Regions from separate parts of the Homo sapiens genome. Here region 1 is linked to region 2. Evidence: chromatin loops called from intact Hi-C (ENCODE). Cell type or tissue: PC-3. All regions are shown on one strand. Region 1 overlaps CDH9 (cadherin 9). Region 2 overlaps CDH9 (cadherin 9).

Region 1 (5,000 bases), 110 kb after region 2:
CAATACTATGTTGAATGAATAGGAGTGGTGAGAGAGGACATCCTTGTCTTGTGCCAGTTTTCAAAGGGAATGTTTCCAGCCTGTGCCCATTCAGTATGATATTGGCTGTGGGTTTGTCATAAATAACTCTTACTATTTTGAGATACGTTCCCTCCATACCTAGTTTATTGAAAGTTTATAGCATGAAAGGGTGTTGAAGTTTATTGAAGGCCTTTCCTTCATCTATTGAGATAATCATGTGGTTTTTGTCATTGGCTCTGTTTATATGATGGCTTACTTTATTGATTTATGCATATTGAACCAGTCTTGCATCCCAGGGATGAAGCCAACTTGATCGTGGTTGATAAGCTTTTTGATTTGCTGCTGGATTGAGTTTGCCAGTATATTACTGAGGATTTTCACATCAATGTTTATCAGGGTTATTGGCCTGAAATTTTCTTTTTTTGTTGTGTCTCTGACATGTTTTGTTATCAGAAAGATGCTGGCCTCATAAAATGAATTGGGGAGAGTCCCTCTTTTTCTATTGTTTGGAATAGTTTCAGAAGAAATGGTACCAGCTCCTCTATGTATCTCTGGTAAAATTTGGCTGTGAATCCGTCTGTTCTTGGGCTTTTTTTTTGTTGGTAGGTTATTAATTACTGCCTGAATTTCAGAATTTGTTATTGGTCTATTCAGGGATTCAACTTCTTCCTGGTTTAGTCTTTGGAGGGTGTATGTGTCCAGGAATTTATGAATTTCTTCTAGTTTTTTTAGTTTATATGCATAGAGGTTTTTATAGTATTCTCTAATGGTAGTTTGTATTTCTGTGGGATCACTGGTGATATTCCCTTTATCATTTTTTATTGTGTCTATTTGATTCTTCTCTCTTTTCTTCTTTATTAGTCTGGCAAGTGGTCCACCTATTTCTTAATCTTTTCAAAAAAACTACTCCTGAATTCATTGATTTTTTTGAGGGTTTTTTTGTGTCTCTATCTCCTTCAGCTCTGCTCTGATGTTAGTTATTTCTTGTCTTCTGCTAGCTTTTGAATTTGCTTGCTCTTGCTTCTCCAGTTCTTTTAATTGTGATGTTTGGGTGTCAAGTTTAGCTCTTTCCCACTTTCTCCTGTGGGCATTTAGTGCTATAAATTTCCCTCTAAACACTGCTTTAGCTGTGTCCCAGAGATTCTGTTATATGTGTCTTTGTTCTTATAGGTTTCAAATAACTTATTTATTTCTGCCTTCATTTCATTCTGTTGTATAATGAAATGAAATTTTCATTTCATTCTATTGTATAATGAAATGAAATTTTCATTTCATTCTATTCTATAATGAAATGAAATTCATTTCATTTCATACTATTGTATAAATGATATACTATCATGTATATTATACATCATAAATAAATATTTAGATTAGAGATATATACAATCTTTACATACACACATATACTTGGTGTGTATGTGCATATAAAATCTCCCTATATCTGATAATTTCCATGTGTGTATATAAAACCTCTCCTGTATCTGATAATTTCCCAAGGATATAATTTCAAAAGTAAAATTTCTCATTCAAAGACTGATAGTAAAATTTGCAAACTTGCTTCCCAGTGTTTAAAAAAATGGCTTTAAAAAAGTTCAGTTTAAAGGTCATCCGGAAATCTTTGTTTTGTATAGGGTACTCAAGTCCTAGAAATAATCAATTATAATTTCACCTGTAGCATCTCAAGATTATTATAAGGAGTGGAAAAATATTGAGCGAAATTAATCTCAAATTGTATTCTTCAGATGGTACTACCAATTCTGCCAATTTGCAAGGCCATACCGGAAAGCATAGCACAGAGGATGGCTTCTGTTAGCATTCAAAATGTATGCAAAAAAGCCTTAGATATCCAATTATAGTGTGAAGAAAAATCAGCAATAATTCAACAAGAATGCAACATTGTAGCATGGGACTGTTTTGTTTGCTACGATCAAATTTAGAAGGATGACTGATCTCAGAGCAGAAATAGGCTATGATAAGCATCACAGAGAAACATTTTTCCAGGGAAAGATTGGGAACTAATTCTCATCCACGATTAAATCTGTTCATCAAATATATTTTCTGAAATACATCTGCCACTTGCAACATGAGATTATGGTTACAATTAGCAGCTGTTGTCAGCTCTGCTTCACCTCATTAGTAATCACGAATCTCCAAAGTTATAGGGTTGATTATAGCTTTACAAGATCTGAAATAACATGTTGCCTCATTTTACACCTATTTTATGCTTAACGTATTTAAAGTTCAATGATTTTTAAAAGATCCTTTCTACTGCTGTGGAATTGAAAAGTAACAAAACAAACTTTCTGGTGAGGGATTTAATTATGCCTCAATAAAATGTCCATGACTTCAAAATAAACTGGAATAAATGTGTAAGTGCATTCCTGTATAGTGGTGCTTCTCTCATATTTGCTTGATTTTATTGCAAAAGGTAAAATAATAATAATCTAACAATAATATCACTAATCTCTGCAAAAAAGATTTGAACTATTTTTTCAAATGAAATTATAAATAATGTCATTGTATAGCTAATACTCAATATTCATTTTTGAGGGATAATGAATGGCTAGGTCACAGCTATGAAAACATGTTTCTGGAAAGCAGTAGCTGAAAAGTAAAAAGCAAATTATGTCCTACCTAAATTGACTTAGTCAGTGGAAGAAATATATGGAATCCAGCAGAGAAAAAGGAATGCATTCTTGACATATTTCTGCATATTACTCATTTATTCTGGTGTCTATAATTGAGTTTAGATTATTTGTGCTAGGTAAAAATATAGATATATGATACATGCTTGACTTTTAATGGTAGAACATAAAAATATAAAGCAAATAAGAAAAATGAAAAGCAGAGTTCAGCTTTTGTGGGAAGAGAGCCCTTGTGCTCTCTTTCACATGTTATTTGATGCCTATATGATTGGATCCTGTCTCTGCAGAGAGTATTTATACAAAACTTATGACAATGGCCTTTTTAAACTGATTGTTCAAAATTCAATGCAGGGGGACCAATAAAATATTGTTGTTATAGTAGGCCATCTGCTGGAACATAGAGATAGCTTTGTTCTGTGTTAAGGGTTTATCAGGCTCTTTCTGGTCATTTGTGGTAATCCAATGTATTTATTATTAATAAGTAAATCTGAATGTGCTATTCTGGGTGAAAATAGAAGTTTGGCTGCTAAATAAAAGAAAATTATCTCTGAGCTTTGACAAATTGTGAGACATCACTTGCACTGGAAACAAAAATTTGAATATAGACCTGGAAGTTGGCGCTGTCAAAGTTAAAAGTGAGCTATTTCTGTATCGTCTGTGAGTGCCTTCATGAATTCTTAAAGTGAAAAACAGTGTCTTTCAAGGTTGTACCTAAGAGTAAGGTGGCCAGAAACCCAAATCTATTTTGATCCTGAAAAAAGATACAAGTGTATCAAAGCTTGATTTTTATCATGTTGCAATTGTTAGCTATTCCTCAGTTATAGAAATACCATCAAAATCTCTAGGCTAAACGCTAGGGCAGCTAGCAATGAGCACAAAAGGAAATTTTATTTTCCTCTTTGACCTTCAATGCAAACAGCAGGAAGAAATCCAAGATCTATTCAGACATAAGCAGGTAATGGTTAACTATTGACCTTTCCAACAATAGAGAGAAATATTTACAGGTGAATATTATGAATTGAGCTCCATTCAATGCACAGATGTAATTATGTTCTTTTGCTTCCTCTTTCTTTGTGTACGTTTTAGGTTTGTTTTTATTCATAAGCAGAATTTGTGTAGCTAAGGAAAATAAAATATTTTTGTTGTTCCAATGACTTTATTTGCTTTTCTCTCAAAAACCTTATAATAGTGATTTGGTCCCAACATCAATAAAGCCCACATCAGGAATTGTGAAAGGGTTGAAACCTATAGGTAGGAAACATAATATTTTGTTTCATGTTAGCACAACTGGAAATAGAGGTTTAAAAGAAAAATTTCAGTATGACTTGCATGCTCAATTTTACTACATTGTTATTTTGCAAATCGGATCTATCTCTGATAATACTCTGACAAACAATTGTTGGCTAAAAGCCAGCATGACATTTGCTTCCAAAAATAAAAATAAAATAAAATAAAATAAAATATATATATATGCTGTTATGCATTCTTACATATTTTTATATCTAGGTTTCTATTTCTCCTTTATAGCCTTAGGACTTCCCACCCAAGAAATATAGGCTACTCTTGGGCAGCAATCATATGTCAAATGAGTGTATTTTAAGTGCCTAAATTCTTTTCATAACACCATGTGAAAAGATTACAATAACGATTATTGAAAAACTGAGGGAATACTATCATTTGCATGTACTTCTGTTGTGCATTGTAAAATCCTGTTGAATGACAAAACAGAGACAACTGAACTGGTTCCATGTACTGGGAGTGAGGTAAAACCTGAGACCAAGTATATAAGTTTTTAGCCATTCCACCACTGAGATGACACCAAATAACTTTTTTCCAAAGGCCCAAATACTCTCTTTGAAGCAGTATCTATGACTCAGCAATAATTGTTTTATAAAATTTAGCAGAAAATAAATTAAGCAAGCATCTTCATGTACTATATTAAATTGTTAAAATTATGATCAGACCCATTTACTTAATAGATCCCTTAAGTTCAGCATAATTCTTAAACAATAGATTAAATAGTATGTCCTTTAATAAACAATTCAAACAAAAGAATCATACAATTTAGGTTAATGTATGTTCACCCAATAATTTAAAAATTGCCAATACTGGCAGGGTGTGGTGGTTCACGCCTGTAGTCCTAGCACTTTGGGAGGCCAAGGCAGGCGGATCACGAGGTCATGAGATCGAGACCATCCTGGCTAACACGGTGAAACCCTGTCTCTACTAAAAATACAAAAAAAAATTAGCCGGACATGGTGGTGGGCGCCTGTAGTTCCAGCTACTCGGGAGGCTGAGGCAGGAGAATGGCGGAAACCTGGAAGGCGGAGCTTG
Region 2 (5,000 bases):
ATCAGAACTGTTGACCAAATATTTCTGGCTTTCCCTCACTTAGAGAGATAATAGTCTTGATTGCACTTCTCCCCCACCTCTAACTTTAGAAATAATCGTGGAATTCTTTATGCCCATTGAAATGTGAATGCAAGTGAATGTGTCTCACCTGTGGAAAGCTTAAGGGCCATAAGATTTTCCAGGTTCCCTCTCTTTTCTTGACAATTATGGGAACATGGTGATGGAACTTTCCATTCCTTAGATTCCTGTTGATAAAGTGTTATCAGCCTCCCTGGAAAACCACAGTGGTCATATAGCATAAACAAGAATAAACATTTGCTTTTAAAGACATTGTGGTTTTGAGATTTGTCTGTTTCCACAAAATAACTCATGCCACTGCAACTGGTGCACATATATCTACCAGAAATGAAATGCTGTCTTAAAAGTATGTATGAAATTTGCAGCATTGGCTTAAGGCCTGGCCATCCAGCAGTGAAGAAAGCCTCATTAGAGTCTAAAAAGATGAAGATGAATTTTTCTCGAAGGTGTAACATTTGGTAAAACTGTCACTTGTGATAACTTGGAAGGCAGATCCTGCACTCAATGTAGGATTTTCGGGCAAAATGTGGGAAAACAGAATATTCCTAGGGTGTGCTTGTCACTATGGCTGTATTTTCAAAGTACTGTAAGAAAGGGATAAGTTTAGAAAGTCTTTTGACAAATTATTGGCAAGATGTAAAGTAATGGAGATGAGGCACACATGAGGGATTGCTGGGGTACAGGAAAGATACAAATATCTCTGACACTCCTTGATGAAAGATAGAAATAAGGATACACCTTTGTGTGTAACTGGCTAATATCATTTGTTACAAAGACAAATACATCATCATTCCACTTACGTGAGGATCTAAAGTAAACTAATAACAGCACAAAGTAGAATGGGGGTTACCAGTGACTGAGGGGAGGGAAACATTGATATAAGTGCTGTTCAAAGAGTGTAATGTTTCAGTTATTTCAAATGAAAAACAAAATTCTAGAGAGCTGCAGTATAATATTGTCCTTATAGTTAACAATAATATACTGTGCATTTAACAATTTGTTAACAGGATAGATCTCATATCAAGTGAATGGCTGTTCATCTATTTTTAAACTTCTGAATGATTATATAAGGAAGATTAAGGACTCCGCCAAGGGTTCAGTTCCCAGTAAATCCTTTTAATTGGACAAAATGCCTCACGTTAAAGCTGTGTCTCACCTAACAAAGCTCAATAAGGCCAAGGGACCCATAATTTAATAGACACAGCAAAGTCTATGGAGCCAGAGTAAGAAAACAACTATAGAAATTCTAAGAAGTATGCTTAAAAAGATGCTATTTCTGTGGCATATCTCTTGACACATGAAACTGACTGGAGTCAAATAGATAAGGCATTTCGTTTTTAAGAGAGTTATCCTGCCAGAGAAACCACCAGGCCAGACAAAGGAAGTCTGAGTCTTGTTGAGGCTGAAATAACCTCAGGGCCATCAATTTCCATAGCCAATGAGCTGGCTAAGAAACCTGTATGACTCTCAAGGAGTGTATATATAGTATCCATTGCCTTCTTTGGTGCTGGCCAATGAGGTTAATGAAAATGAAAGTATTCCAGAAGGTGAATGGACCCACAGAATAGTAGATAGGGGAGCCCCTCTTAGCAGAAAAATTGAATACTTTTTCTGCCTAATTCTCAACTCCCAGATTAGGGGGGCTGGCAACAGGACAAAATTCCATTGGCTGCCATGTGTTTCTCTTTCTTCTCCTTTTAGAGGTAAATCATTTATTGTGTTTACACTACCTCTGTGTCACCACTGTTTATCGCATGTGGGAGAGCAGATACAATATCTTTTAATGCATAGGTTTCTTTGTCTTGTGATGCTTCCTCTAAACTTGATGTAGAAACTACAACTTGTTATTTTTCCTCCTCATTCTCTCACTATCCCCGATCCTCCAACCCAAACACAAACTGGATCAATGTATAAATTATCAAATCCTTCAATTTGAACTTGATAACAATCCTGGATATGGCTTGTGAGCTGCCTTTCTTGAGTATTTTTCTGCGGGAGAAAGAATCATTCTCATATTTGGTAACCTTGGGGTGAGTCACCATGATCATCATGTTATTTACCAAATATTTCTATCTTCTAAGTGAGTGGTAAGATGGTTCTTCACTAATGCCTTTGAAGTTAGACAAAGTAACCTTATTTGGTTCATGAAAATTTACTGGAATCCATGAGTGTCAATTCTGGGTGGAGATGTTATAAGATTGAACTTCAATTGCAAAGTTATTTTTCCTTGCCTTGGCAGAGGTAGAACAAATAATTATAGTGGTATTACAAACAATGAGCTGTCATAGTCCAGTTCATAATATTTGTGGACTGGCTTGGTAAATGAGATCTGCAGGGAGCACTGCAGCATCTACCATGCAATCACATTAACACTTACTATAAACTGAATGTGCTTATGTCTTTAAAATGGCAAATGTAAGTTTACAAGGAACCTCTCAAATATCATTTATAGTTTTCTGGGTAAATGCACATTGTTTTTATTGCCCTGTAATAGAAAATGATTATATTGTGACCTAATCAATAATTTATTTTTGAAAGAAAAAGACTGTAATTTTATATTATAGATGTACTTATTTCTTAGGTTCTTGCTATACATATACTTTTTTTTTTTGAAAGAGGGTCTCACTCCGTTGCCCAGGCTGGAGTGCAGTGGTGCAATGTCAGCTCACTGTAATCAGTGCCTCACCTGTTCAAGTGATTATCATGACTTAGCCTCTCAAGTAGCTGGTATTACAGGCACCCGCCACCACACTCAGCTGATTTTTGTATTTTTAGTGGAGATGGGGTTTCATCATGTTGGCCAGGCTGGTCTCAAACTTCAGGCCTCAAGTGATCCACCCGCCTCCCAAAATGCTGGGATTACAGGCGTGAGCCACCCCGCCCGGTTTATACACATAGTTTTATTTAGTCAACTTATCTCCTTGTAAGGTCAGCTCATGATTCCCATGCTAGATATAATAAAAATAAAACCTAGTTAATAAATTCCAGTAAACTCATTAAAATAGTGACAAGCTCAGAATATTAATCCGTATCTCCTCATTCCAGGTTTACTGTTCATTCAGTTTTTCTGTTCCACATGTATAACGTCTATGTAAAATTACACAGTTATCCAAATGTAAGTGTCTTTTTTTTTGAAAGTTGTTCTAAGTCTGTTTAACATGGAGCCCATAAATTTAACCTGAAAAAAAATTAATATTCATCCTAATATCTAATTGAAATTTAGTGTCCTCCTCAATTATGACTATGGGTATCAATTCACAGCAGTATGAGAAATATCCATGAATTTATCATCAGTAGAAAACAAATATTATACTAAATACCTTGTATGTGTATTACTTGTTTGAAATTTTGGCAATGATTAGACCTGCTGCTTGATTTTGTTATTTATTGAATTAATTAAGATACACAAATATTATTTTACCATAACTGTTTTAAAAAGTATTTCATAGGTCTATTTTAATAGAATTTGTTTCCTATGTAATAGTCCATATTTTATATATTTATTTGTGCTTTAAAAATATAATTCTGTCACCAGGCTGACAAAAAGTTTCATTGAAGGAGAAAAGTTGAGATTTTTCTTAAAAATTCATAATAAACTCTTGAATAATTGATTACTATATTATGTATCATGGGTATCTCTACTTTTATAATAAGTTATTATAAATTTGCATACATTTTATAATTTGCCCTTATATAGCTGTTTAATTCCCATTTCTCTTCTCAATATTGCCATGCACATCCTCCCCATCCACCTACCCATTGCCATCCTCCCCTCCCTACCCACAGACATAAACTGGCTAACAGTTTGGGCTGAACTATTGCTTTCTCCAGCTAACTTAAGACAGAAGCTCTGTCAAATCAAATACAGTTTTAAATATAGACAATTTTTAACACTGTGTGCTTTTTCTCAAATGAAAAGTACTTTGTGTAGGCTGGCTCATGTAAGACACTCATTAGCTTGCATCTGACAAACTCTGATGTTCATTTCTGAAGCTGGAAGCTGACATGAAACCATAGGCTGAAAATTCATTTATAGCTTTCTCTGCTGATTAAAAACTTGCTATATAAATCAAAGTTTTTCTTTCATTTTCTCAGTAGATTAAATATTATTCAATAAATGACTTCTAGGGGCAGTATTCTATCCAGGGATGTGTCACAAACTCTCTGGTTATGTATGTAGACTATGTTTCTAGAGTGAAAACTCCTCAAGGAGTCTGCTGTTCTGTCCACCAAGAAAAATGCCTAGAAAATCAGTAGACACTTCATATTTATTTGATGAAAGGGTGACAACAATACATAGATTTTTTGATGACTTCATGATATGATACTTTATTCCATGGGAGCAGCATGATCTATTCACCTTTCCCTAATTCTGTCAAGGTATTTTCAGGAACCAGATGATGTACTCAAATGCAATCATTGGGAAGGACTTAACAGAGGATGTGGGTACAGTTAAGGGAGCTGACTAGGGATGCTACTAAAGCAGGAATTCTCAACAGAATGAGCCTCTTACACATCCTGGCCCTGAAGAAACACCGGTTGGGAGCAGATATTACTCCAGAGAGAGCATCCTGTTATCTTAGCAGAGCACCATCTGAAAGAAGCTGTGGCTCACTGTAAAGCAGCCAACTCTTAGTGGTGCTGCATAGAGGAGAATAGAACTCCTCTCCTCCTACCCTTGATCTCCTGCCTGTGCTTCACACTGGCTAAACCCAACCCAGGACTAATGAACTAGTGAGCCCAGGTATACAGTTCTGAGTTTACCTTTTGTAGCACTGAGGAAAATGAAGAAGACCTGAAAATGAATCATACAGTAAACATAATTTCTGGTAAATCTAATAATAAATGATGATTTGATAAATGTGTTTATCTAAACCTCTCTTTCATATGACTAATTTTATTTTATTTTTTATTTTTAAAAA

What was found. Hi-C counts contacts between places; a loop is a spot of excess contacts. Peaks named below come from ENCODE experiments on the same cell type or tissue, not always from the same donor. Only the 100,000 strongest peaks of a DNase experiment are listed, where the experiment ranks them.
Region 1: it touches region 2 in a loop (11-fold over the local background); 1 of 110 quality-filtered maps calls a loop at or near these places.

What each region holds. Positions count from the first base shown.
Region 1 is chr5:26,892,809-26,897,808 of GRCh38, reverse strand. All of the region lies in intron 7 of CDH9 (cadherin 9), which reads left to right. Among named protein-coding and RNA genes, the nearest start is that of CDH9, 140 kb to the left of the region's middle. In PC-3, a CTCF peak has its summit at 3,056; a DNase peak (open chromatin) is centred at 2,828; H3K27ac peaks cover 838 bases.
Region 2 is chr5:27,006,179-27,011,178 of GRCh38, reverse strand. The region is part of intron 1 of CDH9 (cadherin 9); the gene reads left to right. Among named protein-coding and RNA genes, the nearest start is that of CDH9, 30 kb to the left of the region's middle. In PC-3, no CTCF peak of the experiment used is centred here; no DNase peak of the experiment used is centred here; H3K4me3 peaks cover 981 bases; H3K27ac peaks cover 1,670 bases.